3 separate regions of the Homo sapiens genome follow, and all the other regions are linked to region 1. A link is an interaction called in ENCODE POLR2A ChIA-PET data of the cell type or tissue named here. Cell type or tissue: OCI-LY7. All regions are shown on one strand. Each heading gives the region's core, and the rest is flanking DNA. Links, peaks and the distances in the headings are about the cores only.

Evidence for each region. Peaks named below come from ENCODE experiments on the same cell type or tissue, not always from the same donor. Only the 100,000 strongest peaks of a DNase experiment are listed, where the experiment ranks them.
Region 2: POLR2A ChIA-PET joins it to region 1 with 7 read pairs; 6 of 35 experiments call an interaction of 5 or more read pairs at or near these places.
Region 3: POLR2A ChIA-PET joins it to region 1 with 5 read pairs; 4 of 35 experiments call an interaction of 5 or more read pairs at or near these places.

Annotation. Positions count from the first base shown.
Region 1 is chr7:101,866,272-101,876,514 of GRCh38, reverse strand. All of the region lies in intron 1 of CUX1 (cut like homeobox 1), which reads right to left. Among named protein-coding and RNA genes, the nearest start is that of CUX1, 54 kb to the right of the region's middle. In OCI-LY7, for the core only: CTCF peaks have their summits at 5,365, 5,564 (motif pointing left) and 6,470; DNase peaks (open chromatin) are centred at 4,944, 5,544, 6,434, 8,044 and 2 weaker places; H3K4me3 peaks cover 4,566 bases; H3K27ac peaks cover 5,000 bases.
Region 2 is chr7:102,034,636-102,044,878 of GRCh38, reverse strand. All of the region lies in intron 3 of CUX1 (cut like homeobox 1), which reads right to left. Among named protein-coding and RNA genes, the nearest start is that of CUX1, 220 kb to the right of the region's middle. RefSeq lists a silencer at 8,008-8,210. In OCI-LY7, for the core only: a CTCF peak has its summit at 2,985; no DNase peak of the experiment used is centred there; H3K27ac peaks cover 90 bases.
Region 3 is chr7:101,972,090-101,982,332 of GRCh38, reverse strand. The region is part of intron 2 of CUX1 (cut like homeobox 1); the gene reads right to left. Among named protein-coding and RNA genes, the nearest start is that of CUX1, 160 kb to the right of the region's middle. RefSeq lists enhancers at 312-421, 452-571, 3,099-3,740. In OCI-LY7, for the core only: no CTCF peak of the experiment used is centred there; no DNase peak of the experiment used is centred there; H3K27ac peaks cover 2,466 bases.

The DNA.
Region 1 (10,243 bases), core at 3,328-8,327:
CCATGTTGGCCAGGATGGTCTCGATCTCCTGATCTCGTGATCCGCCTGCCTTGGCCTCCCAAACTGCTGGGATTACAGGCATGAGCCAGCGCGCCCAGCCGAAAGATATTTTCAATAGCACGGTAAACTCTAGGCTAGGACACAAAATTGTTGCAAATCAGGTTTTTTTTTTGTTTTTTTTTTAATCTGTCGCCCAGGCTGGAACGCAGTGGCACCATCTCGGCTCACTGCAACCTCCGCCTCCTAGGATCAAGCGACTCTCCTGCCTCAGCCTCCAGAGTAGCTGGGACTACAAGCGTGTGCCACCACACCTGGTTAATTTTTTATTTTTAGTAGAGATGGGGTTTCGCCATGTTGGCCAGGCTAGTCTCGAACTCCTGGCCTCAGGTGATCCACCCACTTCGGCCTCCCAAAGTGCTGGGATTACAGGCGTGAGCCACCGCACCCAGCCACAAATCAGTATTTGACGTGTTACTTCCACTCACCTAGCTTTCTGTTTACATAAGCCCACAGGGAGAAAATATCTGAATAATGCATCCTGGGACCAAACCATCGGCAGTCATAGGATTCATGGCCATCTTTACTCCCTTCACCATAATTTCTTGTAGTTTCTTAATCTTTACTCTCATTTTTTGCTTTGTAAAAATCAGAGAGAAAGTCATTTCCATTTTGGGAAAAAAAAAAAGAGTGCTAAATAGATGGTTGTTTTTCCTTTATTAGGCAAAAAGTCAGGCCTACGTAATAGAGGATGAAAGAAATCTCTAAAGGTAGAAAAAGCAGAGCTCCCGGAAGGGGCAGAGAGCGGCGCACCTACCCGTGGGCACTGTGGGGAGGGGCTCAACGCGTCTCAGGTCCTGACTGGTATTCAGATGAGGTGTCCTCCTGTGAAAGGTACGAGTGGTACACACACACCACAGCTAAAACAGCAAACAAAACACCACGACCTCGAAAGAAGGGAGGTGGAGTAGCAGGCACAGTTTTCATCCTCCCCTAGCTTCCCTTCACTGTTTGGCACAAACAGTTCTTTGGCTTATTATAGGGCAGTGTGACAAAAATACATTCTAACAGCAATTAAACACCATGTCTAACAGCCAAGTGTTTTTGGTTAATAGAGAGCTCTGCTTATAATAAGAGAAATCATTGTCTAATGCAAAGCAGCTGAAATCTAAGCCCTCGTCCCTATTTCCCATGAGTGAATAGCAGTATTTTCTAAAAACAACAAAAAACATCACCCCACTGAAGGCCTGGCATGTGGCTGACGGTACCTGAAAGAGCTTGCAAACTGACATCAGAGAGGTCTGGGTTTGCATCCTAGCTGTGATTTAAGGAAGAATGACCCAGGACAAAGGTAATCTTTCTAAACCTCACTTTACTCCCGGTAAGAGAGGGTGTGTACAAGGCCCCAGGCAAGACACTGAGACATGCCCCCCAAGTGGACAAGGAGCCCCAGTTAGCCTGATTTCTCCTTTTTGACGTCTTCCTGTCATCAAGCAGAATTGTTACAAATTAAAATAGGCTTGCGGCCAGCGCGCGGTGGGTCCCCACTAAAGGGGTGGAATGAGGTCTAACAGCAGCGGTGTCTGTCCTCGATGCTCTGGGACAGGCGGCCCCCCAGCCTGGTGTCAGAAGGTGTGATGCAAACGCTCTGAAACTGGACTCCACGCCATCAAATTATTTCATTTAGGTGCAATTGTCTTCAATGGTATCAACCACGTGGTACCCTCTACAACTGAGTGTGTTGATTTTGCTTCAAATCCTTAGAATCTTTGTTACAACAACAGATTCCCCATCTGTTTCCCCTGAGTTCACGATGCCAGGCTGGAGGGACAGAAACCCGGGCAGAACCTCGGGGTCAGACCGGGCCACACTGGCCAGCTTGAGGACCTGGGCCAGTGACTTGACTTCTCCCTGAAAAACCAGGATGATACCGCCCACCACCTCGCAGAAACGTCCTGAGAATTCAAAGACATCACGATCCTAAAAAGTTCCCAACGGTGCCTGGCACCAAGGCGATGCGCCATAAATATGTCCTTCCTCTGTGCGTGTGTCCTGCTCCTCAGCTACCGGTGGAGTTTAGAGAAAAGTTCGAGGGCTCCCAGGGAGTTCCAAATCACCATGTTTCCGCTGCTTTTTAAGTAAAATGGAGTTAATACTATCTGCCTTCCAGTCACCTTTAAGGATGCGGTGAGGATTAATTGAATAGGACATATTAAGCCCTTATTTCCTCAGAGAGAGACACCAAGGAAGCACAGGATATTATTCTATCAACGGCCTGCACGGAGATCCTCTCCACAACTGGCATGAAAGGAATGTACCATTTCACTCCCATCCTGCCTGCAATAATCCGAATTCAATTAAGCCAGAAATCTCATTCTGAGAAGCATCTCTTGTTTCACAGGCAATATGAAACCATTCCAGACTCCTGGCCCAAAGAATATGAAATATGATTTACAGTTTACTCTTTTCAAAGCATCCTGAATAGTCTAAGACTACATGAGGCAAGGGAATGCAGGCACTGTGGGCCTCTTTACTTCAGCAGTCTTCCTGTGTTCATTTTCCTGTAGATAATTCACTGATACTGAATAGAAACAGAGGCAAGTACCTATATTATTCTATCAAAAGGAGAACCTGGCAGGACGCGGTAGCTCATGCCTGTATTCCCAGCACTTTGGGAGGCTGAGGCAGGCGGATCACCTGAGGCCAGGAGTTCGAGACCAACCTGACCAATATGGCAAAACCCTGTCTCTACTAAAAATACAAAAAATTAGCCGAGTGTGGTAGTGCACGCCTGTAATCCCAGCTACTCCGGAGGCTGAGGCAGGAGAATCGCTTGAACTCGGGAAGTGGAGGTTGCAGTGAGCCAAGATCGTGCCACTGCACTCTGTCTCACAAAAAGAAGAACCTAAGAAAATATACCTCTTCTTCAAATGTAGAGAAACCTAAAATGTTTCATCTATCTCCCAATATTTAAAATAAGGAAAGAGAACATAGAAGTTCTTCCACAAATATAATTAAAGCCAACATAATACCAGGCATGGTGGCTCACACTTGGTAATCCCAACATTTTGGGAGGCTGAGGTGGGAGGATCGCTTTAGGCCAGGAATTTGAGATCAGCCTGGGCAACATAGTGAGGCCCTGTCTCTATAAAAAATAAAATAAAACATATGGGGTGGGGGGAGGGATAGCATTAGGAAAAATAGCTAATGCATGCTGGGCTTAATACCTAGGTGCAGCAAACCACCATGGTACACACGTTTACCTATGTAACAAACCTGTACATCCTGCACATGTACTATGGAACTTAAAATAAAAATTAAAAAAAAAAAAAAAAAAAAGAAGCTGAGGCCAGGCGCGGTGGCTCACGCCTGTAATCCTAGCACTTTGGGAGACCTAGATGGGAGGATCACAAGGTCAGGAGATCAAGACCATCCTGGCCAACATGGTGAAACCCCGTCTCTACTAAAAATACAAAAATTAACTGGCCATGACAGTGCATGCCTGTAATCCCAGCTACTCGGGAGGCTGAGGCAGGAGAATCACTTGAACCTGGGAGGCGGAGGTTGCAGCGAGCTGAGATCGGGCCACTGCACTCCAGCCCGGGTGACAGAGCGAGACTCCGTCTCAAAAAAAATAAAAAATAAAAAAGCTCAGAGATTTTAAAAAGGATACCCAAATGATTAAAATGGTACATTGTAAAAACTAAGTAAATAAATAAAATAAAAAATAAAACCAACATAACTTTAGTATTCTCTAACAGAGAGGGGGAAAAAATACCCTCATCTTGAAAACTTTAACCTAGAAGTGCAAAAAAGGCCTAAATCCTATTGACACATACACACACAAAAACAGATAGTGTATGTGGCTTTATTTTTTCGTAATATTTCACGCATACAGAAAAGTATAAATTCCTATGTACCTAACACATAGCTTTACCAAATTTTATCATTTTGTCATATCTATTTAAAAAAAAAAAAAAAATCATAGAAGCCCCCACTCTATCTTCTTTAGTCTCATTTTCTCCTCTCCACCTCCAAAATAATCACTTTACAGATTCTTTCCCCCCAAAAAAATCCTTCTATGGGCCGGGCGCGGTGGCTCATGCCTGTAATCCCAACACTTTGGGAGGCCAAGGTGGGTGGATCATTTGAGGTCAGGAATTCAAGACCAACCTGGCCAACATGGTGAAACCCCGTCTCTACTAAAAATACAAAAATTAGCCGGGCGTGGTGATGGGCGCCTGTAATCCCAGCTACTCGGGAGACTGCAGCATGAGAATCACTTGAACCCAAGAGGCAGAGGTTGCAGTGAGCCAAGATCATGCCACTGCACTCCAAACTGGGCAACAGAGAGAGACTCTGTCTCAAAAATAAATAAACAAATAAATAAAATATCCTTCTATGTCTGCTAGATCTTTAATAATGTAAAGTCATTGCTTTGCATCTTGAACTCACAGAATCACGCTGCACACAACTTTCTTTTCTTTTTTTTTTTTTGGGGGGATGGAGTCTCGCTCTGTCGCCAAGGCTGGAGTGCAGTGGTGCAATCTTGGCTCACTGCAACCTCCACTTCCGGGGTTCAAGCGATTCTCCTGCCTCAGCCTCCCAAGTAGCTGGGATTACAGGCACACACTGCCATGCCCAGTCAATTTTTTAATTTTTAGTAGAGACGGGGTTTCACCAACTTGGCCAGGGTGGTCTTGAACTCCTGACCTCAGGTGATCCACCCGCCTTGGCCTCCCAAAGAACTGGGATTACAGGCGAGAGCCACGGCACCCGGCCCACAAATTTTCAACAGCCCTTTCCTGTGCGAGGCGACGCTGGCAAGGTGACCACACATGCCACCACCACCCTTACTTACTTCTACTAGATGCCACCTGATGGGGGCCAGCACCACCCATGCACATCTGCATCCTTCCGGCTCTTGCACTCCCATGGAATATATGACAACAGACACTCCTGTACCTGTCTCACTGTGCACGTGCCCAAGGTCGCCTCTAAGATGCATGCTTCATCTGGGAAGGAGGCTGCTCGCTGTGCTGCAGGCACCTCCACCAAGTGGCTCTCCAGTGGCCATTCTGCTCACTCTTCTACCAACAGGACACAGGGCCCCCTGCTTCTACTGCCCTGCCAACCCCCTCTACATGCAGACTTAAGATTCTGCCACTATGATGGGTGTTAACAAAAAAAAAAAAAGGCTTTTTTTTATTTTTTAGAATTATCATGTAACTGAGTACATCACTTCTTAGTCCTCACTACAGGACCAAATTCAGTTAAGCAGAGGCCTGTATTCTGCTGATAAGCCAGGTATTCCCGGGCAGAGCAAGGCAGTCAGGAAAATGTAGCAGGATCTCCTGAACCACGGATGCTAGGATCACACAGTAAAATGCTTCAGAAAGAGGGGTGCAGAGAGCAACAGGAATGCTCTCCAATGGCCTGCAGCAGGTTTTGAGAAGAAAACATGACAGGGAACAGGGGTGTCCGCCCTGCTCTGGGCAACACCCGCTCTCCTACTCATCTGCAGCCCCTGGTGGCTAGGTCCATCCAAGGCACTGGCAGGTGAGCTCAGCTTGGGGAGATAGTTACGAAACTGACATGTGCGTGGAACTAGGCGAGGCGCCTTACTATTTATTTACAGACTTCATAAGCATCTATTCTAAAATTACTCACTACCAATTTTACAAGGCAAAACTCTATACTGTCCTCACAGCTTTAGCTGAAAACAACTTTAAAAGGGGAAAAATGAAAACTAGACCACAAAGGGTTGGAAAAATCTTGCAGAACCAGCTCTACCACTTAAGGTTGTTTGCCGCTCTGTAATCCACATCGAGCTAATTGTAAGATTTCCCTGTAAATTCAGACTCTTGAGGTTTTCACAAGAAATAATCTGAGAAGAGTCCCTAGCTTCCCTCATCCATTAATTTCTAGACAAGAGTTTTACAAAAGGCAGAAAAGAAACAGCCTTGACTGGAGTATCGCAGATCCTAAGGAAAGAATGCCCTGCTTTGAGCCTGGAGATAAATAGCACCACCCCCTCTTTAAAACTAAACATTAGGGAATGTCTCATGCCTGTAATCCCGGTACTTAAGAGGCCAAGGCGGGTGAATTGCTTGAGGCCAGGAGTTCGAAACCAGACTGAGCAACATGGTGAAACACTGTCTCCACAAAACAACAACAACAACAAAATACAAAAATTAGCCCGGTGTGGTGGGTGCAAGAGCCTGTAGTCCTAGATACTCAGGAGTCTGAGGTGGGAGGATTGCTTATGCCCAGAAGGTTGAGGCTGCAGTGAGCTAGGATGGTGCCACTGTACAACGGTCTGGGTGACAAAGGGAGATGCTGTCTTTAAAAAAAAAAAAAAAAACAAAAAAAACACTAAACATCAGGGCCTGCATGGCCTCACAAGCTGCAGCGGGGTGAGACAGCTACAAAGAGCAAAGGGGTGAAGACACCGGATGGAAAGCTACAGGTGCTCAAATGGCCCACAGGGAGGCGGTCTCAGGAGGGGGTCAGAAAAGGCACTGGGGAGGGAAGGCACAAGAGGGGGGGCACGAGGAGCCGCCTTCCCAAGGGTGGTGGTTCTGCGGGGCACCTGGAAGGGGATGGCAGACAAGCTGCCCACCACGGTGGGAAATAAGGACACAGGGGCGGAGCGCGTCTTAACAAGAGGATTTAAGATTTGGCGGAGGGGAGCCACGGGGAAAGCTGAAACCGGGGTTTACATTCCTGGGAAATGCCAGAGCCTGGCCTCCCCTGCGCCTCCCCTGCGCTTCCTCTGCAGCCTGTGAGCTCCCGCCCACCTGCTGTGGCTCGCACGTGTGTCCTGCCGTCTTCCATGGTGTCCTGAGGACACGGAGGCTCCCCGCGTGTGCACACCAACGCCTCCTCCCGCCCTGCTGGCCGCCTGACCTTGGCTGACCTTCTAACGTGCTGGTTTCCCTCCCCCGCCCCACCAGCCACTCCCTTCCCGCGCCCCGCAAATGCTGTGCTCACCCCACAGCCTCAGCCCTGGGCCTCCAGCTCTTGCCTTTAAATTCCATCCTCAGAGATGCGTTGACGCACATGCCAGGCATTAGGAGACCTGTGGCCAATTCCGACCTTTCCCCTCAACCTCTTGTGTTCAGTCCACGTGTTTATTAAGCACCTACTGTGTGCCAGGCACTGTGCTGGGCAATGAAAACTCAGCCTAGACAGGACAGACCCACTCTGTCTCTTACTCAAGGGGTCTGAAAGGCACCGCGTCCTCTGGACACAGTGATGCTCCTCTCGCCAGCCGGGGCTCTGACACAGCCCCTCTGCCACAGGTCACGCGCACATGGGGCTCATCCTGGTCTCCCCCTACCTGCCCCCACCAGCCATTCCCACATCCCAGGTGGAATGACTCCCACTCCTTCTGGCCTTTGCTACCTGCCCAAGTCCATGCCCCAGGCCCTTTGCCCCCTCGCCCGCCCTCGGAAGCCAGGAAGTCTCCACCCCAGCCGCACCATCTCCTGCGGAAGCGTCTCCCAGGGCATGGCCCAGATCATGCCTACAGCTCTGCTGGCATCCAGGGGCCTCTCCTCTCCTGTTCTCGCCCAGGTTTCCAGCCCTCTCCCCACTCTCCCGTTCAGATTCAGTCCTCAAAAGCATCAGTGCGCAAGGCCCTCTTGCTCCCGTTCTGTCCCTTCCCAAGCCACTGCTCCCATCCCCCCACGACAAATGGCCCCAGTCCTTTAACTCCCACGTCAGAGGGTTCCCCTCCTGGGAGCCTCTCTCCATCACTCCCTACAGCCAGCTCTGCCCTGTCAACCCCTAAAGCACTTCATCATCCATTCTGAGCTTTGCGGCTGATGGTATTTAACTTAAACCAACTCCTGCTTCAGTAACCCCACCCATGAAGGTCTCATTGCCAAGTGAAGGGCTCCAAAAAACAGGATCAGGTTTGCAGTGGACACAGGGCACAGGGCTGGCTGTCCAGTGGCTGTTCCATCCCAGGGCACCAAGCGCTAAGGTGCCTGTCCTCAGTGTGTAAGATGAGCAAAGGGTCCCCAACACACAGACATGCCAGGTCCCTGGGGGAAAAGACTGAGACAGGAGAAAACAGCAAGTACAAGACTCTACCCAGGAAATGCCAACACATCACAGCAGCCCAGGGGAGGAGGCGCTGGCCCAAGATGAGGCCAAGGCTCAGCCAGGGACAGCAAAGGACAAAAGCCAGCTCCACTACAGGCCTACACAGGTGCCGTAAAGGGACTGGGGATGGATGCAACAGGTTTTAACTCTACAGAAGGAAACTCGGGTCCCCAGATAAGTCTAGAAGGACTGGACTCTGGATTCCTCAACACAGAGACAACAGCTAAAGGCACAAGTGAATGATTCTACTCACAAGTTGGCTTAAAAAGAGAAAAGCTCGCCTGTAATCAAAGCACTTTGGGAGGTGAAGGCAAGAGGATCGCTTGAGGCCGGGAGTTTGAGACCAGCCTGGGTAACATAGCGAGACCTCATCTCTATTTTTTTTAAAAAAGAGAGGCCAGGCACAGTGGCTCATACTTGTAATCCCAGCACTTTAGGAGGCCAAGGCGGGCAGATCACTTGAAGTCAGGAGTTCAAGACCAGCCTGGCCAACATGGTGAAACCCCATCTCTACTAAGAGCTGAGATCGTGCCACTGCACTCCAGCCTGGGCAACACAGCAAGACCCTGTCTCAGAAAAAAAAAAAAAGTTGCATTTGGACTTTGAGTTGATTTGATTTTCCGTGGTGATCATGAATGCGTTCTGTATTCCTGAGGTGTTTTGCTTCCATATGCTTAATTCTCTAACATGGAGATGCATCAACAGTGACAGATGAAACATCAGGTTGCTTACCGGGAGGTACCTTCCAGAATGCGTGTGACGGAGCCACCACGGGCAGCAGCATCCCGCTCCTTCAGAGGGCACTTTGGATGCTCAGTTTCCCAGGCAGACTGTTTATTAAGCGTGGCCGCACAGAAGCCCTCCCCTCCCAGTGTGCCCACGGTGACCTGGTTGAAGCCACACACCACGTGCTGAGGTGTTGTGGCTGGGGCAGACCTAACACCTGTGCCTCTTGTGGCTGCCGTGAGTGGTCACAGGTGAGAACAGGGTGGCAGGTGGGCCCCTGGTGGGATTCAGAGTGCACAGAGTGAGCACCTCCCTTGATGCCTGGGGCAGGGCGAGCACATTACGAAACCCTTGAGTGTGTCCGCTGATCAACACTTACTCCAGCCATTCCTTCCCTTCTCTGATCTTTCTGGATTTCAGGTAATTTGCTTTTCTCTCTCTCTTTTTTTACTTCTATTTTTTCAAGACAGAGTCTTGCTCTGTCTCCCAGGCTGGAGTGCAGTGGCACAATCTCAGCTCACTGCAGCCTCCGCCTCCGAGGTTCAAGCCATTCTCCTGCCTCAGCCTCCCGGGTAGGTGGGATTACAGGCACCACCACGCCCGGCTAGTTTTTGTATTTTTAGTAGAGATGGCGTTTCGCCATGTTGGCCAGGCTGGTCTCGAACTCCTGACCTCAAGTGATCCACCCACCTTGGCCTCCCAAAGCGCAGGGATTACAGGCGTGAGCCACCATGCCCAGCCCCAAATACAACTTTTATGAAACTTTTTGAAACTTCTTATTCCTATATGCCTTATTCCTATATTCCTATATGCCATGGCGCCGCCTTTGTAGGTTTTGAAGTCAATAAAATGCTTAGAGGGCAAAGTAGAACCACCTTTAACTCAACGTTTTGTGCCTTGTATTGTGTACACTGACTCAGGATTGAAATTCTCCTGATTTCATTGTTACCAACAATTTATTTAACGAGCTGTTCATTGTCTCAACGGTGAATGATCAGCAAACAACTATGCCTGCTCATTTATCTACTCTAGTTTAACTTTTTTTTAAGAGACAGGGTCTTGCTCTGTCACCCAGGCTGGAATGCCACGGTATGATCATGACTCACTGCAGCCTCCAACTCCTGTGCTCAAGTGATCCTCCCACCTCAGCCTCCCAAATAGCTGGTACTACAGGCAAGTGCTACCACAACTGGTTAGTTTTTGTTCTTGTTGAGACAGCGTCTCACTCAGTCACCCAGGCTGGAGTGCAGTGGTGCAATCCCGGCTCACCGCAACCTTTACCTCCCAGGTTCGAGATTCTAGTTCCTCAGCCTCCCAAGTAGCTGGAAATACAGGCGTGCACTACCACACTCAGCTAATTTTTGTTTTGTTTTTTTTTTAAGTAGAGATGGGGTGTCGCCATGTTGGC
Region 2 (10,243 bases), core at 2,898-7,897, 170 kb before region 1:
CAGCCAGAACGCATCATCCTGTCCCCAGAGTGCCTGGTCTGCTCCACAGTCGCCTGTCTGGCCACAAACCCAAAGAAGACCCTGACAACCCCTCCCTACTCCCAGCAGGGCACTGACCTATTTTGCTTGTGGGCGTCTAGGAACCAAAGTAGATGCTCGCACATCACACTCAATAAGTACTCATTAACAAGGAGAAGGCGAGAAGCAGGGGGAAATTCAGCTAAGAATGTTTTATGTAACCACTTCCATAAGGCAAAGAATAGATAAAGCATCTAAGACAAGATACGGGCCCTCAAAGCATGTACAATCTTAAGAGCAGGCTGGAAAGAGGGGAAAAGTTAATGCAATAACAAGAAAACAGGCACCCTGTTTAGAAAATGGGCTAAGGTGGCCGGGCGCAGTGGCTCACACCTGTAATCCCGGCACTTTGGGAGGCCAAGGCAGGCAGATCACCTGAGGTCAGGAGTTCGAGACCAGCCTGGACAACATAGTGAAACCCCATCTCTACTAAAAATACAAAAATTTGCTGGGTGTGGTGGCACACACCTGTAACCCCAGCTACTTGGGAGGCTGAGGCAGGAGAATCGCTGGAACCTAGGAGGTGGAGGTTGCAGTGAGCCAAGATGGCACCACTGCACTCCAGCCTCTCCAGCCTGGGCGACAGAGCAAGACTCTTTCCAAAAAAAACAAAAAAACGGAAAATGGGCTAAGGATCTCAAAAGAAAACACATAAGGCCTGGCGCAGTGGCTCACGTAATCCCAAAAACTTTGGGAGGCCAAGACAGGAGGATCACCTGAGGCCAGGAGTTCAAGGCTACAGTGAGCCATGATCGCACCACCGCACGCCAGTCTGCACAACAGAGTGAGACCCTGTCTCTCTCTAAAAAAAGACATGCAAACGGCTGACAGGTATATGAAAAGCTGCTCAACATCTTTAATCATCTGGAAAATTTGACTCAAAACCACGATGAGGTATCACCTGATACCTGTTAGAAGGGCTATTACCAAAAAGACACACGAGTGCTAGTGAGACATGGAGAAATGGGCATCTTTGTACACTGTTGGTGGGAATGTAAATTGGTACAGCCATTATGGGAAACAGTACGGAGGTTCCCCCCAAAATTAATACGATCCAGCAACACCACAAAGGGATTGAAATCAGTATTGTTAAGAGTTATCTGCACACTCATGTATACTGCGGCACTATTTACAATAGAAAGATATGGAAACAGACTAAGCATCCAACAACAAATACATGGGTAATAAACATGTGATTTTCTATACACACGGTCATCCCTTGGTACACGCAGGAGATTGGTGCTAGGACCCCCTGCGTGTACCAAAATCTGCACATACTCAAGGTCCCCCAGTCCTTGAAAAGGGTAAAAGTTTTACTTAAGCAAGAAAAGTAGGTTTTCTTTTCCAAGGTACAGCATGGTGACTATAGTTAATAATCTTGTAATCATATATATGACATTTGCTAAGGCAGTAGATCTCAAGTGTTCTCAACACACACACACACACACACACACACACACACACACACACACACACAGTGAGCTAATGGGTATGTTGTCAGATTGTGGAAATCACTTCGTAATGTATGCATGTATCAAAACATCACATTGGGCTGGGTGTGGTGGATCACGCCTGTAATCCCACCACTTTGGGAGAATGAGGTGGGAGGATCGCTTGAGGTCAGGAGTTCAAGACCAGCCTAGCCAACGTGGCAAAACCTCGTCTCTACAAAAAATAAAAAAATTAGCCAGGCGTGGTGGCACACGTCCACAGTCCCTGCTAATCAGGAGGCTGAGGCTTGAACCCAGGAGGTGGAGGTTGCAGTGAGCTGAGACTGTGCTGCTGGAGTTCAAGACCAGCCTGGGCAACGCAGCCAGACTTCGGCTTTACTAAAATCGAAAAAATATAAAATTAGCCTGGCCAGGAGCCTATAGTCCTAACTGCTTGGGAGGCTGAAGCAGGAAGATTGCTTGAGCCCGGGAGGTCAAGGCTGCAGTGAGCCCTGATTATGCCACTGCACTCCAGCCTGGGTGACAGAGGGAGATCCTGTCTCAAAAAATAAAAACCCCAAACCATCACATTATACACTATAAATATATACAACTTTTCTTTGTTAATGATACTTTAATAGAGCTGAGGATAAAAAAAGAGGGAAAAAGTTAGAAATAGGTTGAGATGGTCAGGAAAATGATCAAAGGAGATAGACTTTTCGGTTCAGCCCTAAAGGATGGAAATGAGTTTTATAGGTAGGGAACAGCAAAAGGGTCTTAACAATAACAGAGCCTTCAGGAAATCAAAAAGTATGTTCAGGTGACTCATAATACACAGGCCAGTTCGGCCAGAGTAGAAGTCCAGGACTTTGAAGCTGGAAAAATATTTCAAAGGCAAGTCATGGAGCTTCTAACATGCCAATCTAAGAAGACTGAGTGGGCAGAGAGAGTCACAGAACTTGTTACCAGGAGAAAGAGCTCTTTCAGGGAACCGAGCCCAGTGGTTCCTACAACTAGCAGTGCATGAGCATCAGAGGTGGGCTTTGAAAAATGACAGATTCTAAGGTTCCACCCCAGGCCTTCTACACCGGAATGTCAGGGTAGGAGCCTGGGGAGCTGTATTTCTGGAAACATGTGAGCAATTCTCATAGGGCCAGTGCAGCACTGGTCCAACCCAGCAGCAGCTTTGGGAGCCACTGATCTGGTCCAACCTTCTCTAATCCTATTTCACCCATGATGCTTAATGCAGTATTTAGGCAAGTACTGGTAAGATGGGGACAGAAACAGGTACAAAGACACATACACACACACACACACTCACACACTCACTCACACTCACACACACATCCTCCCTTCTACATTTTAGAAGCATAAGGCCTTGGTAAGCAAACTATAAGGGCAGAATGTCTTTAGGCTCAAAACCAAAAGGGAGAGATAGCGCCAAATCCTAACCACTAGGCGGATCACCTGAGCTAGGAGTTTGACACCAGCCTGGCCAACATGGCAAAATCCCGTCTCTACTAAAAATACAAAAAATTAGCCAGGCATAGTGGTGTGCACCTGTAGTCCCAGCTACTTGGGAGGCTGAGGCAGGAGAATCGCTTGAACCCGGGAGGTGGAGGTTGCAGTGAGCCGAGATCATCCACTGCACTCCAGCCTGGGTGACAGAACAAGACTCCATCTCAAAAAAAAAAAAAAAAAAAATCAAAAGGGAGATATAAATGAAGCCCTATTAGAGATGAGAAGAGGAAGAATCTGTTTCTGGCTGGGTATTTTGGGAAGACTTGGAGGATCTGGCATTTAGAAGGATGGATAAGGCAAGGGCATGGTGGCTCATGCTTGTAATCTCAGCATTTCGGGAGGCCAAGGCGGGTTGATCACTTGAGGCCAGGAGTTCAAGACCAGCCTGAACAACATGGTAAAACCCCATCTCTTCTAATAATACAAAATTAGCCGGACATGGTGGCGCACACCTGAAATCCCAGCTACTCAGGAGGCTAAGGCAGGAGAATCGCTTGAACCCAGGAAGCAGAGATTATGGTGAGCCACTGCACTCCAGCCTGGGTGACACAGAGAGACTCTATTTCAAAAAAAAAAAAAAAAAAAAAAAAAAAGAATGGATAAGAGGTGACAATCTCCCTGGCAGGTGGTCGTCCAAGCAATTCTCCTGTTTCAACCTCCCAAGTAGCTGGTGCCACCACCATGCCTGGCTAATTTTTTTATTTTTGTTTTTTTTTTGTATTTTTAGTAGAGACAGGGTTTCACTATGTTGGCCAGGCTGGTCTTGAACTCCTGACCTTGTGATCCACCCGCCTCAGCCTCCCAAAGTGCTGGTATTACAGGCATGAGCCACTGTGCCCAGCCAGCTCATCCCATTTTTGAACAGATTTACATTGCTGGAGAATGTCCTTTTCGGTTCTGCTAGCGATAGTCAACCAAAGTACTGCTCCAGTGAGTCTCATGAGGTTTCAGAGCTACGGAGCTCCTTGGGGGAGGATCTGGGTAACCCACTCGTTTTACAGATGAGCAAAGTCGGGCAGAAAGAGGCCCCGAGACTCACCCAAGGTCACAGAGGTGGTGGGCGGCAGCGCCTGGACTGGCTCCCTGTGAAATGCTCTTTGGAGCGAACCACATGGACGCCCTGGCTTTATTTAGCAATGGCCTTTAGATCTGAATGCTTAAATATGTTACAGCTCAACAGATATGGGCTGCAAGATGGGCAGCAGACTCGTAGTCACTTTTAACTCATTCATAGACTGCTGTAGTTCACCCAACTTTATTTCCCCAATTATTTGATTAGAATCTGTCAAATCATCCTGCCGGTGCCCATGGGGAATTTGCTTTCTACTGTACGTCTTTGAAAGGGCCTAGTTCAAAGGGGAGACCAAAGGGTCCCTACAAAGAGACTTAAGGGTTCTGCCTACAAGGCCCTGGCATGACCCGGGCCCTACTAACTTCCTTGGTATTGCTCCCTGCCAGGCAAGCCCATCCCTGCAGAGCCCTGGCACTCACTGCCCCCATCTTCCTGCTGCTCTTTCCCAGCTCTGAGTGTGGCTGGTTCTCCTTGCTTCTTTCCTCTGATGTTCCGTCATCCTCCCTGGAGAGGCCTCCCTGGATGACTGAAGAAGTCACTACCACCTCTTCCCGCTCTACCCCAAGACCCAGTGTGTCTCCCTCGCAGTGCCTGGCGCCATCTAACATTGCCTTTTGTGTTTATCATCAGTTTCCCTTCATTAGAATAGCAGGATCCTAGTTGACTGTATTCAATGAGACATCTTTAGCAACTGTTTGGCCCATAGCTGGAAGCAGGAGGCTCCCGAAAAGGTTGCGTTGAATGAAGACCAGAGAGTAAAACCCAGCCTCCGAGAGCACGTCCTGCATGCAGCTCTGAACGTGGCCAGCGCGCTGCATGTAAGGGAGACATTCAGCACAAAGGGAAGTTTCAGATCATTCCTTGGTCCCTCCCTCAGGCCATGTCAGCAGGTGATACTGTGATGAAATTCACAGTTAACCTGGGCTCCACTCCTTCCAACGATGCAGATCGTGGTTGTAGCAAAGCGCATGGACACAGTTATGGATGTACACGAGACAATGCACCAAGCTCCAGAATTTGTCTAGGAGGGGCTGGTTAGAAGGGAAGGGGGCTTCAGGCAGGGTTTGCAGAGCACTGTATGCAAGATGAACATCAATCTTTTTTTTTTTTTTTTTTTGAAATAGAGACAGGGTCTCGCTCTGTTGCCCAGACTGGAGTGCAACAGTGTGATCATAGGTTACTGCAGCCTCAACCTCCTGGGCTCAAATGATCCTCCCAAATCAGCCTCCCAAGTAGCTGGGACTACAGGTGTATGATACCGCACTTGGCTAACGTTTGCATTTTTTTGTAGAGATGGAGTTTCACTACGTTGCCAAGGCTGGTCTGGAGCTCCCAGGCTCAAGTGAGCCGCCTGTCTCGGCCTCTCAAAGTGTCAGTCAAAGACTGGAAAGGTTGGCTGAGATCAGGGAGGGGCTGAAGGCACTGCTTCCTCCCCGCTCAAGCAGTATCAGAGCACACCAACCTTAGCACTTCTGGGATGCCAGACGGCCCCAGGATCGAGGCCAGTCCTGCCATTATGACCTGTGTGACTTGGAATCCTCTCTCGGGTTTAGTCCTTTTATCTGTAAGATGAGGACGATGCTTCCATCCACCCATCCAATAAACACTTATTTAGTGCTCGTGAAGGAGAGGCCCTGGGTATACAGAGCTCGTAACTTTCAGCAAATAAATCCATATGCTTTTCTTTATTAATCTTTTGTTACAACAAAGTTTTATCATATTCTTTTTCCTGTTGATGGCCGGCTGGGTTGTTTTCATATGTTAACTATTTTCAAAATTTCTGAACTGGTTTTCCAGGGCAAATAAGTTTATTTATCTATTTAATTTTCTTTTAAAATAGGGTCTGGCTCTGTCTCCTAGGCTGGGGTGCAGTGTTGCTATCAAAGCCTCCAACTCCCAGGCTCAAGTGATCCTCCTGCCTCAGCCTCCTGAGTAGCTGGGACTACAGGCATGTGCCACCATGCTTGGGTAACTTTTTAAATTTTTTTGTCAAGATGGAGGTCTCACTATGTTGCTCAGCTGGTCTCAAACTTCTGGGCTCAAGCGCCACTCCCACCTCTGCCTGCCAAAGTACTAGGATGACAGGCATGAGCCACCGCACCCGCCATGCTTGTTTCTTTAGCGTATATATTTAGGAGTGAAACTGCCGCGTCAAGGTACAGGTGAGTCTTTATCACCAGATGCCAAATTGGCTTTCAAAAAGTTTAAATCAACTTATGCTCCTAACTTGACTTTTTAATTTTAGCCAACTTGGTCAGGAGGAATAACTTGCAGATGAGTTATTTTAATCTGCATATCCCTGGTTATTATGCAACCTAGACATCTTTTCATATAGCTACTGACCATTCCAATGTTCTGACAATTATGCTCATGACTTGTACTCATTTCCTTACTGGGTTTCTCCCCCCATTGACATGCGAGCATTTTGAATATCTTGTGAACATTGTTAATTACAGGTGTGACAACTACCTCTTCCAGATTTGTAAATCATGGCCAAGGTTACCCCACATACAACGGTGGGATGCACAGCCCTAGACAGTATGCTTCACATTCTGGATGTCTGAATCTATCACGGTAAACACTGAGGTAAGTATGAATCTTTATTATGGCAAGTTTCCAACAGGTGATGTGAAAAGTATTGAGAACGGCAAACCTTTTTTCTAGTTCACATGAACATACCATGGAGCTAGCAGTGTACTGGCCTTATCTTTCTGCTTTTTTTTTTTTTGAGACAGAGTCTCACTCTGTCGCCCAGGCTGGACTGCAATGCTTTCAGCTCACTGCAGCCTCCACCTCCCAGGTTCAAGCAACTCTCGTGCCTCAGTCTCCCGAGTAGCTGAGACTACAGGCATGTGCCACCATGCCCAGCTAAGTTTTGTATTTTCAGCAGAGATAGGGTTTCACCATGTTGCCCAGACTGGTCTCAAACTCCTGACATCAAGTGATCCGCCTGCCTCAGCCTCCCAAAGTGCTGAGATTACAGGCATGAGCCACCACACCCGGCCATGTTTCCACTTTCTTTAGGGTATCTTTCCATGAAAAAAGCTCCTATTTAAAAATTTTAAGGTAGTTTACTGCAACAATCTCTTTTATGGTTTTCTGTTTAAGAAATTCTACCCAGCCCAGGGCCGGGCGTGGTGGCTCACACCTGTAATCCCAGCATTTTGGGAAGCCGAGGTGGGTGGATCACATGAGGTTGGGAGTTCGAGACCAGCCTGACCAACACAGAGAAACCCTGTCTCTACTAAAAATACAAAATTAGCTGGGCGTGGTGGCGCATGCTTGTAATCCCAGCTACTCTGGAGGCTGAGGCAGGAGAATCACTTGAACCCGGGAGGCAGAGGTTGTGGTGAGCCAAGATCGTGCCATTGCATTCCAGCCTGGGCAACAAGAACAAAACTCCGTCTCAAAAAAAAAAAAAAAGAAAAGAAAAGAAAGAAATTCTACCCAGCCCAAAGTCATCATCTTTTATATTTTATTCTATAAAGTTTAAAGCTTTGATCTAAGACTCTCCTTGTAATTTGTGTTTCCACACGGTGTAAGGTAGGGCTCCAACTCTAGTTAATTGTTTGCCTGTCTGTTTGAGACAGGATCTTGCTCTGTCAGCCAGGCTGTAGTGCAGTGGCACGCGATCAACAGCTCACTGAAGTCTCCAACTTGTGGGCTCAAGCAATCATCCCACCTCAGCCTTCCAAGTGGCTGGGACTACAGGCGTGTGCCATCACACCCAGCTAATTTTTGTAAGTTTTTGTACAGACAGGGTTTCACCATGTTGCCCAGGTTAGTCTCTAACACGAGGGCTCAAGGGAACTGCTTGCTTCAGCCTCCCAAAGTGCTGGGATTACAGATAGCAGCCAGTGCACTCGGTCTCAACTTCGTTTAATCTATAAGGATTTGCCAATCGTCAGAGGACCATGAAAAGTCCCCCCTTTCCTCACTGATCCATACCATCTTTGCAATTTATTCAGCTTCTATATATATGCATAGGCCAGATTCCGGTGTTTTTTTTTTTTTTTGTTTGTTTGCTTGTTTTTTTGAGATGGAGTCTCACTCTGTGGGCCAGGCTGGACTGCAGTGGCACAATCTCGGCTCACTGCTACCTCTGCTTCCCGGGTTCAAGCAATTCTCCTGCCTCAGCCTTTCAAGTAGCTGGGACTACAGGAGCACGTGACCACACCAGGCTGATTTTTGTATTTTTAGTAGAGACGAAGTTTCACCATATTGGTCAGGCTGGTGTATGGAACTCCTGACCTCAAGTGATCCTCCTGCCTTGGCCTCCCAAAGTGCTGGGATTACGGGTAAGAGCCAACGCGCTCGGCCAGATTCTGATTTCTTTATTGTGTTCCTTTGGTTTATTTATCTCATTCTCTGCCAACTACTGCAGCTTTAATAATCTGGTAGGGCAATTCCTCTAACTTGGAGTGGTTCAGTATTATCTTCACTATTATTTACCATTTGTTCTTGCATATGTATAAAAATTCTGGAATCAGCTTTTCAAAAGTTTCATTAAGATTCTTGCTGGGGCCGGGCTCGGTGGCTCATGACTGTAATCCCAGCACTTTGGGAGGCAGAGGCAGTCTGATCGCCTGAGGTCAGGAGTTTGAGACCAGCCTGGCGAAACCGTCTTTACTAAAAACACAAAAATTAGCTGGGTGTGGTGGCAGGCGCCTGTAATCCCAGCTACTTGGGATTACACAAATGTAATATGTGAACCTGATTGGACCTCAGCTGCAGGGAGGGCCGTTACAAAAGAAATCTTAGGGATAACCAGAAAAATTTGATTTTAGATCAAATAGGAGATAACCTTGAATCCGGGAGGTGGAGGTTGCAGTGAGCTGAAATGGTGCCACTGTATTCCAGCCTGGGTGACAGAGCGAGACTCTGTCTCAAAACAAAAAAAATTTTGTTGGGATTTTTACTGGAACTACAATGACTGATTCTGTGATCAATCTGGAGAAAAGTGATCGCTTCAATAGTAGTGGAAATTTCTCTCCTTGTATACTTTCTCTCTCTCCATTTAACTCTCCTTTAATATCCTTCAATATAAATGTTACATCTTTCTCTAGAAAGATTTCCCTTGTATTGTTACATTCATTTCTAGCTATAGTTTTTTTTTTTTTTTTTTGGCTGGCTATCTCCAGTAGTATCCTTTTTAAAAATGACTTTTTAAGTTTGCTGCTGATACAGGGGTATATAATTACTTTTGTATATTGATTTTGTATCTAGTAACCTGGTTAAATAATTGAGGCTCACTTGAAAAATGACAGTTTGATTTCTTCTGTTGCAATACTTATACTGTAGGCTGAAAATATTATAGTCAAAAATGTATTTAATAAACTAACCTGGCAAACATCATAGCTTAGCTTAGCCTACTTTAAATATATTCAGAAGACTTACATTAGCTTATAGTTGGGGAAAATTATCCAAGACAAAGCCTATTTTATCATCAGGTATTCACCAGCTCATGTAATTTATTGAATACTGTACTGAAACTGACAAACGGCATGGTTGTATGGGTACTCAAAGTACAGTTTCTTTGCATCATCCTAAAGTTGCACCATCGTAAGTCAAGAGCTATCTGTACTTTATTTCTTTTTGTCTTCTCTGCTAGCTAAGATTTGCAGTACAGTGTTAATTAAAGTAGCAATAGTAGGTATTCTTGTCTTGTTCCTGGTTTTCTGGGAATTTTTTTTTTTTTTTTTTTTACCACCACTGGGTCTGATGATTAATGTATGTTTCTGATAAATACCTTTTACCACATTAAAGAAGTTTCCCTCTATTCCTAAGATGTTTCCCTCTATTCCTAGTTTGTTAGTAGGGTTTTTTGTTTGTTTGTTTGTTTTTGAGATGGAATCTTGATCTGTTGCCCAGGCTAGAGTGCGGTGGCGCGATCTCGGCTCACTGTAACCTCTGCCTCCTGGGTTCAAGTGATTCTCCTGCTTCAGCCTCCTGCATAGCTAGGTGTACAGGCCTGCACCCACCACACCCAGCTAATTTTTTGTTTTTGTATTTTTTTTTTTTTTTTTGAGACGGAGTCTCTCTCTGTCACCAGGCTGGAGTGCAGTGGCACGATCCCGGCTCACTGCAACCTCTGACTCACTGGTTCAAGTGATTCTCCTGCCTCAGCCTTCTGAGTAGCTAG
Region 3 (10,243 bases), core at 3,414-8,413, 110 kb before region 1:
TAAAGCTGCTGCCCTAGCTCCTGGCCTTCCCTACCAGCTCATAACACCTTGGTGAGAAAAACGAGGCAGCAGGGCACACTCAACTTTTCTCACTTACAGTGGAAGATGTCAGCAGTCACAGCTATGGAGGAAGAGAAAGCTCTCAGGGGAAACTACTTTTTACTGCTATGTTATTGGTCAGGGCTGAGTCATACATTTCAGCCTGCAATGCAGGTAGAGGGAAACTCTAGCAATCAACAGGCAAGAAAATACCTGCCAAGATCGACTTGGACAACCTCATGGGTTTGGTTTTCTTTCTTCCCTTTTCTGCTTGCTTATTTTAGGCCATCTTGGTGAATACAGAAAGCAACAGTTAATTTTCCCTCCCACTTATGTGGCTGAGCGAAACCTCCCTGGTTTTATTAGAGTCAAGACTTGAAACCTGGCCAGGTGCGGTGGCTCACGCCTGTAATCCCAGCACTTTGGGAGGCCAAGGCGGCAGATCACTTGAGGTCAAGAGTTCAAAACCAGCCTGGCCAACATGGTGAAACCCCGTTTCTTCTAAAAATACAAACATTAGCTGGGCGTGGTGGTGCTTGCCTGTAATCCCAGCTACTCAGGAGACGGAGGCAGGAGAATCGCCTGAACCAGGGAGGCGGAGGTTGCAGAGCCGAGATCGCACTGCTGTACTCCAGCCTGGGCGACAGAGCGAGACTCCGTCTCAAAAAAAAAAAAAGACTTTAAACTTCAGAGCCTCTGACATTTGCATTCACGATTCAAACACCACTGGGGAATGCCTGGGATATCATTTTAATAAGCACATTATCTGTAAAAGAGAGTGGCTAAGACTCACATTGCCAGCCTGGGAATGGCTGGCCACTCTCTGTGGCCACCAATTGGCTATTCCACGTAGCCCAGGCCACACTGAGTGCCCTGAACTGAGATTTATCATTCACTCTACAAATAATTTCAGTACCTGCTACATGCCAGCCACTCTTTCATTCACAAAAAAGAAGACATGTTTTTGAATTCAGGCAACTTACATCCTCATGCGGCAAGACAAGTAAGAAACAAACACATACTATGTCAGGAGAGAGGAACTGTGGTAGAAAACGTCCTGCAAGGGAAAGTGAGGCGTGTGTATAGGTTGGGGGAGGAGGGGGCCGGGGACACAGTACTGGCTCAGGATTCACAAAACGGGGGGTATTCATGTCAGGACCTCTCCCTGTTCAGGAGCTATGCCAAAAGAGGCCTCTCCCTAGGTCATCTCCCTAGGCAAGCCTGATGTCCACAAATTCATTTTTCCATTTATTATTTTTGCAATTAATTGCAAAAACCACAATGACTTTTGCACCAAACTAAATATTGCCTGAAATTTCCAAAGACGCAGCATGTGACTCGGTAGCTAAAGGGGGAAAGAGCATCCCTAGAGTTAAGTTCCCAGGACATTGAACTCAAAGGCCAGATTCAGAGAGAGGAGTCAGGAAGCGCAGGTGCTGTGTTCGGGAGAAAGTCCCACGGGGTGTGGGGCACTGTGGCTTCCAGGTACATCCGTGCGGACGGCGGGCTGGTTCTCGGGGCCTTCAGGAGCCCTGTTCTTGGGCCGGGGGTCACAGAGTTAGGAGACGGCTGGCTGGCTGAACAGTTACAAGCTGGCCTAGAGCAGAAGAAGGTGGTTTATGTCACCGCACTCTCCCCTGAGTCAGAAGCGGGAGAGGTGTCTCCAGGGTCTGCCTGAGTGAGAACCAATCTGCCACCTACTTTGGATTGTGTCATTTTTCACTCAAGTGCCAGGTAGAGAACTGGTCAGATTCTTCAAAATGAAGATTTTTATTGTTTTAATTGGAAACAGGGTCTCCCTCTGTCGCCCAGGCTGGACTGCAGTGACACAATCACAGCTGACTGCAGCCTCGACCTCTCGGGTGGAGCAATCCTCCCACCTCAGCTTCCCCAGTAGCTGGGACCACAGGTGCATGCCACCATGCTCAGCTACTTTTTAAACATTTTTTTTGGAGAAACAGGGTCTTGCTATGTTGCCCAGGCTGGTCTCGAACTCCTGGGCTCAAGCAATCCTCCCACTTTGGCCTCCCAAAGTGCTGGGATTCCAGGTGTGAGCCCCCACACCCAGCCTGAAGGTTCTTCTTCTGTAAGATCCTGAGTAGTGGCATCACTGCCCTGGGGACCCTCTGTTGAGAATAATATTCATCACAACCTCCCTGGCCCAGAATGACACTGCAGGGCACTGCTCCCTAAGCCCGGTGCTGGCTGGGAGCCCTTCCAGAAACAGCTCAAGGGTAGGGCCCCGCTCTCCGCACTCTGTCACCCAGCCCTGGGCCTGTACTCATACTCACAGCGCTGGAAACAAAGTTCCTGAATAACAGACGAAGAAATAAAACACCCAGCCGGACACGGTGGCTCACGCCTGTAATCCCAGCACTTTGGGAGGCCAAGGCGGGTGGATCACCTAAGGTCAGGAGTTCGTGACCAGCCTGGCCTGTTAACATGGTAAAACCCTATCTCTATTAAAAATACAAAAATTAGCTGGGCATGGTGGTGGGCACCTGTAGTGCCAGCTACTCGGGAGGCTGAGGCATGAGAATTGCTTGAACTCAGGAGGTGGAGGTTGCAGTGAACCGACATTGTGCTACTACACTCCAGCCTGGATGACAGAGCAAGACTCCGTCTCAAAAAAAAAAGAAAAAAGAAAGAAAACACCTGAGCCCTGCCAAGGGGGAGCTGTCTTCCCCAAACCAACAAACCTCCTAAAGATAGCTGGGAGCCCATCCTACCAGCTCTGATTTGGGGCTGGTTTGTGAGTTACTGTTAGGAGTAAGTCCCTAGAAGTGATAAAAGATAAATCAACCCAACGTTTGATTTATAAGATATATCAGACTGATAACTAGTGACAATGTTAATCTAATTACAATTCAAAAATCTCATCACATCCATTTTCCATGCTATTTCATTAACTTGGGCTTTTGCCAACAATTCAACATTTTAAGCGTGACCGAATTCACGCTTCATTCCTTCGGTGTGGGTGATGACCTGCTCCAGGGTGAGGGTCTCAGAGCCCCTCTTCCACCCAGTGGCCCATATGCCGGCCCTAGGGAGCCCTTTTTCTAGCCCACAATCCTTTCCCAGCATCACAGTCTAGAGCACCTCCATCTCCTGGTACTCACCTCCTGGAAGGTTTTCTGAGTGGTCAACATGTTCCCGAGAGCCTACATCTGCACTGCTTGCCCAGGATTTCTGCTTCTTGCTCATTAAATGGACACTCTTGGCTTTAAAGGTAGGGCAGGCACCAGGCGGTTAACACCAGGCAGCGCCCCTCTGGCCCCAGTAATTTGTGACCACTGGTCATTATGCTTCCCACATAGAATCCAGCCAGCCCATCAACAGATGTTTACTGTGCACCTATGATACCCCGGGCTCTGTGCCTGGGGCTGGACGTACGCCGTGAAGTGGCCTGAAAGTGCTCTCATGGGAATGGCATTCTAGGAGGGAAAGGTAGACAGAGATGGAAATGACACACCAGGCAATGTGTGACAGGAAGAGCACAAGTAGCTGGAATTCCGGGTGAGCCAGGTGGAAGAAAGTGGAAGAAGCCACGGGGCGCAGAGGAGGAGGACAGAGGCTAGGCAGGTTCAAGGGTGAAGACCGGGGCTAGAGGGGCCGTGGCCCAGCCAGTGAGGGCGACGTGGGGTCACAGAATGTGGAAGGTTGGATGGAAAGACATCAGAGGGTCTAGCAGGGAGACGGAAAGATCTGAACTGCATTCGTTAGAAATAAAACTGAGGCCGCTGGGGAAAGAGAATGGACAGAAGGCAGCCAAGAACGGAAGTGGTGGTGGGGTGGCCATGACAGTGGCTTGGGCCAAGGTGACAGCGTGTAGCTGGGAGCCCAGGTGTATCCAGGAGGAAGGACGGGCTTGCTGGTGGACCAGGCATGTCGGGGGAGAGGAGGGGGAGCCCCAGGGCACACCTAGGTTTTAGCCTGAGCAGCCCCTGGGTGGTGACGCCATTTCCCGAGGTGACAGGGGGACTGGGATTGGTGGTGCAGGCGGTGTGTGTGGGAGGGGTCAACAGTTCTCTTTTGAAGCCATGTGAAGCCGGAGATGTCTTTCCAAGTAGAGATGTTGAATATTCAGTTGAATATTTGGGTTAATATAAATATAGACGCCATCCTTCTGTGGATGGTATTTTAAGCCACGAGAGTCGATGGGATCCCCTGAGGACAGGGTCTTGTAGATATCAAAGGGCAGGTCCCCGAGACTTATGTGCCCTCTAACCTCAGGTGCAGGGCGCGAGTGGGGACCCAGCAGAGTGATGGGCAAGGTGGGCCGAACCAGGAGAGCCTGTATCTCAGACAGGGGTCAGGGAAAAAAAAAACGTTTTAAGAAGGGGAAAGTGGTCTGCTCTCAAGAGCTCAGTCACATCTCATGCTTTACTTTTCAATAATTTTCACACATTCTGCTGACCCCCCATATATAACCATGCTTAAAAAGCAAGATTGCAGCTTGAAATTCCTAGTTCTTGGCTCCTGGAAGGAGGAATCTTTTTTATTTATTTATTATTATTATTTTTTGAGCAGAGTCTCACTCTGTCACCCAGGCTAGAGTGCAGTGGTGCAATCTCGACTCACTGCAGCCTCTGCCTCCTGGGTTCAAGCGATTCTCTCAAAGGAGAATCTTTTTATGTTATTTATTTATTTTGAGCCACGGTTTCACTCTGTTGCCCAGGCTGGAGTACAGTGGCACGATCATAGCTAACCTGCAGCCTCGATCTCTTGGGCTCAAACCATTCTCTTGCATCACCCTCCCAAATAGCTGGGACTACAGGTGTGCACCATCATGCCTGGCTAAAGTTTTGATTTTTTGGTAGAGATGGGGTCTTGCTACACTGTCCAGGCTGGGGAATCCTTTTATTTAAAAATAATGGTATTTCTTCAAAGAATAGCTTCAGCTTGGACCAAACCAATTTTCCAAGACTGAACAGAGACAAGGAGGAGTGGCAGCCAATGTAGGGAATATCTGGAGCTGGAAAAAGAGCAATGTTTTAAGTAAGGGCTGGAAGGAAGTTCCTTGTGGGTTGATACATCTTCGGGAGTGGAGAGATAAAAGCGGAAATGGAAATCAGGAAGGGTGCTGGGTGCAGTGGCTCACGCCTGTAATCCTAGCACTTTGGGAGGCCGAGGCGGGAGGATCACCTGAGGTCAGGAGTTCAAGACCAGCCTGGCCAACATGGTGAAGCCCCATCTCTACTAAATATACAAAAATTAGCCGGGTGTGGTGGTACACACCTGTAATCCCAGCTACTTGGGAGGCTGAGGCAGGAGAACTGCTTGAACCTGGGAGGTGGAGATTGCAGCAAGCTGAAATCATGCCACGACACTCCAGCCTGGGTAACAAGAACGAAACTACATCTCCAAAAAAAAAAAAAAAAAAAAAAAAAAAATCAGAAAGGGAAAAGACTATTCAAATTCTAGTTACAATATCAACTAAATGGAATAAAGTCAAATTTAAATCTCGGGAAGTTGGAGCTACTTTTGTTTCCCCTGAACTGTGACAGAGCAGGACAATTGTTCAAAGAGGCACATGGAGTTTTCACACCTCCAGTATAATGAGACGCACTGGATCCACCGATGTAAATTTAGAGTTTTTCAATATGTGCAATTATGCCACCATCCAAAATGCCAAAATGCTGCCACATTCACACTCGTCATCAGATCTTTAATGGCTGCCCAAAAAAGTTATGAGAAAGAGGAGAGTGGCTGATGGGAGAAACAGTCAATTACAGCTCTCTGGAAAGCCCTCAGGCTGCCACCTCTACAAGTTTTGGCTTTTAGGGGAAGTTCATTTCAAACTCCTGCCCCCGTCTGGGTTTTTCAATCAAAAATTCCTTATGCATATTTTTGGTTCACATTTCCCATCGCTCAAAAATGATTTTTAAAATTTTCTTTTATTCAGAATATTTAAAGGAATATTGCATTGGGAAAATGAGCTATCTGCCTGGGGGAAAAAACAGATCCCTTACACTACAATACCCTACACACAAAACTGTTGTCGATTCAAAAACCAAGTGAAACACTAGAAATCTACAATTACTATAAGAGAGTACAGAAATATAGTTTATGTTTACAAAATGAATGGTAGATTTGGGAAAAATTTCTACAACATGTAAGAGAGAAATAATTAATTCATACTGTGGTTTTTTGTTTGTTTTAGAGATGGGGTCTCTCTCTGTGCCCAGGTTGGAGTGCAGTGGTGTGATCTCGGCTCACTGCAATCTTCACCTCCCAGGTTCAAGTGATTCTCCCTGCCTCAGCCTCCCAAGTAGCTGGGATTACAGGCATCCATCACAACGCCTGGCTAATTTTAGTAGAGACGGGGTTTCACCATGTTGGCCAGGCTGGTCTGGAACTCCTGACCTCAGGTGATCCACCCACCTTGGCCTCCCAAAGTGCTGGGGTTACAGGCGTGAGCAGCTGTGCCCGGCCTTAATTCATGCTCTTTAAAAGTGAGTAAGATGACGACGAGGTAAAAGACCAACCAAAATAAACAAAGGATGTCAAAAGGTAATTTACACAGGAGATACCACTGGCTAACAAACACACGGAAAGACAGCCAACCTCACTGTTGATGGACGAGTTTTGAGTTTAAGGCAATATATATTTTTTGACCAGTGGAAAATTTATCACAATGCCATTATCCAGGGTTAGTGAGGTTTGGAGGAAGAGAACACTCCCATGCCTCACTGGTGAGGAGTGACAACTGAAACAGGCATTTTCTTTTTTCTTTTAGAGACGGGGTCTCGTTCTGTCACCCAGGTTGGAGTACATGACACAATCATAGCTCACTGCAGCCTCGAACTCCTGGGCTCAAGTGATCCTCCCACCTCAGCTTCCTGAGTAGCTGGGACTACAAGCACATGCCACCATGCCTAGCTGATTAAAAAAAAAAAAATTCATTTTTTGTAGAGATAAGGAGGTCTCACTATGTTGCCCAGGCTGGTCTCAAGCTCCTCCTGCCTTAGCCTCCCAAAGTGCTGAGATTACAGGCGTGAGCCTTTTCTTTTCTCTCTCTCTCTCTCTTTTTTTTTCCTTTTGAGACAGAGTCTTGCTCTGTTGCCCAGGCTGGAGTACAGTGGCACAATCGCGACTCACTGCAACCTCCATCTCTCGGGTTCAAGGGATTCTCCTGCCTCAGCCTCCTGAGCAGCTGAGATTACAGGCACCTCCCATCACGCCCGGCTAAGTTTTGTATTTTTAGTGGGGACGATGAGGTTTTGCCATGTTGGCCAGGCTGGTCTCGAACCCCTGACCTCAGTTGATCCACCCACCTCGGCCTCCCAAAGTGCTGGGATTAGAGGTATGAGCCACCACACCTGGCTGGTGTGGGCCATTTCTGATGCCAAATTGGCAAAGAACATGGACATCTTTCTGACCCAGCAAATCCCATTCCCAGACCTCCCTCTGCCCACATGCCATGACAGCCTCCTTCCCAAAAACACTCCTGAGATGCCTTCCTCGCTCTTGTCTTTTCCATGTGTTTATTATACATACAACGCACAAATAATTCCTACTATAAAATTTAAGAAAATAGAGATGACTAAGGAATGAATGAAAGCCCCTCACGCCAAGCTGCCCGCCCCCTTCCTCAGCTGATATCACCCCTGGCTGCGCTCTTCTCTGTGATACAAAAGGCACTTTTGGAGTGAATGATACTCTCTCCAGCTGAAAAGGCCAACCTGTAATATATCTACATCTATATTTAGATTATAGAATTAGATCCCAATTTAGCTGACTTTCATCTCATAGCCTGTGATGTTTCCCAGCGCTGCCTGAATTAGATTTCCTACTAGTTAGAATTTCCTGTAAGCTAGGATTAAAAGCTCTCGTTTCCTAGTTTCTCCTTTCTATCTTAATCATTATACAGCACTTCACATTTCATAAGAACTTTTGAAAATATTAACAGGTTATTTCGCTTCCTGATAATCTATGAAAGACACAGAGAGGATAAAACTAGAGTGTGTGGTTAAGATGAGAGTGTGCCACAGTAAGACTCCAGGATGGGGACATTTTCGGCTCTGTGGCCTCAGTCATGGTCAAGTCATTTGTTCTTTTTGGGTCTGATTCTTAATTTTTAAAATGAGAATTTGATACTTGGGAGGCTGAGGTGAGAGCATTACTTGAGCCCAGGGAGGTGGACGTTGCAGTGAGATTGTGCCACCGCACTCCAGCCTGGGTGACAGAGCCAGATTCTATCTCAAAAAAAAAAAAAAGAATCTGGGCCGGGCGCAGTGGTTCACGCCTGTAATCCTAACACTTTGGGAGGCTGAGGCGAGTGGATCACGAGGTCAGGAGTTCCAGACCAGCCTGGCCAACATAGTGAAACCCCGTCTCTACTAAAAATACAAAAAATTAGCCAGGCATGGTGGCGGACACCTGTAATCCCAGCTACTCGGGAGGCTGAGGTAGGAGAATCTCTTGAACCTGGGAGGTGGAGGTTGCCGTGAGCTGAGATCATGACACTGCACTCCAGCCCAGGCGACAGTGTGAGACTCCGTCTCAAAAAAAAAAAAAAAAGAAAAAGAAAAAGAAAAAGAATCTGGGGCAAGGTGGACAGTATAGAAAGTGCCTGTCCCATATGTTCTAATTGGGACATGTCACTTTCTTTCCCTCTTCTTTCAAAATTCACTCCAATTCAGGGGTCCAGGTGGGGGCTATTAAGGGTGCTGGTGGCATTTTCCATCTGGGTGCAGGGGACACGGGTGCATTCATTTGGCGCAAATTAATTGAATGCACGCAGTATGAAGTGTACATTTTTCTATATGCATAACTTTCCCTGTATGCATGACTTCAATTTAAATGGTCAAACCAAAAAGGTAAAACTTGCTCCCTCCAGTCTCCAATTCCCCTGTCAGCAGACTGTCCTGGCGTTGCACTGGCTTGCTGCGGAGGGCTGGGGGGCAGTGGTGGAAATGAGCCTCTCATTAAAAACACGTGCCTTCTGGGAGCCGTGATGAACGTGAGTGTGAGATGAGTCCAGCTGCGGTCAGAGCCATGGGATGTGGGTCACTGTGACCCAGTGGGTCACAGGTGCTGAGCAAGGAAGGGCTGGGAGGCTCAAGCAAAATCTACAAGAAAAATCTAAAGGGGCCCAGCCTCTGCCAGGAAAAGCAGGCCTGGCTCTGCTGAAACCCCAATCACGCTCTGATGGATACCGGTACCTGGGCAAGGATACCGTGGATGGACTTGATTCTTCTCTCCTGAAATGTACGAGAAGGTGCATGCGGGGATTTCGGCTGCCTGAAAAGCAACCCTCTAAAACCCGAGTGTCATTTTTAGAATCAAAAAGGAAGGAAGGCAGTGGCTGGCTGCACTGGTCAGTAACGAGATCTGGAGCTTTTCGCCTTAAGGTCACTGTTTAAAACTCTGCCCTGGGTCAGTGGTAACAGAAAGTCACGACTCCCTCACAGGCATCAGGGTGCAACTTTGAATGCCAAGAAGGGCTGTGTCTGTTGGTTACCACGCGGCGAGCTCCCGGGACACCTCCTGACACCTACTGACAGTGTCTCTTTCTCTAGGAGTGGCCTCTCTTCCCACCCACCATGGCGGCCTGGCCTGGAGGAGGAGGCATTGGGGCCGGAGTCCTTCCCCGACAGGGAGTCTCTCTCCACCTTGGCGGCTGAACTCCAGCACACGAATACACAGGAGGTGGTGAGGGCGCGTGAATACAGCAGAAAGGGCCACCAGCAGAGACAAAAAGGAGGAGCAAAGGGCAGATGTGTCCAGTGGTCAGGGCCCTCCCCAGGTCCTCCGTGCTCCTGGCCCTCTTCAAGGCTGTTTTCGATGCGGGATCCATGACACGCTTCTCTCTCCAACAGATCCCCGCAACCTAGCCAGGTCAGATGCCGTCCGAGGAGGCAAGAAAATTCTGATCGATCTCTTTGTCCCCGAACGGTATGTGTCTAAAAAGACTAAACCAACCAGATTTAAAAGAGGGACAGAGTTCATTCTCTGGTTCTAATGACCAGTACTTTACAAGCTACATTTACTCTGTATCTGAACTCAAAACATCAGTTGATCTGGCCCGGGCACGGTGGCTCACGCCTGTAATCCCAGCACTTTGGGAGGCGGAGGCAGGCGGATCACGATGTCAGGAGATCGAGACCATCCTGGCTAACACGGTGAAACCCCGTCTCTACTAAAAATACAAAAAATTAGCTGGGCGTGGTGGCAGGCGCCTGTAGTCCCAGCGTCTTGG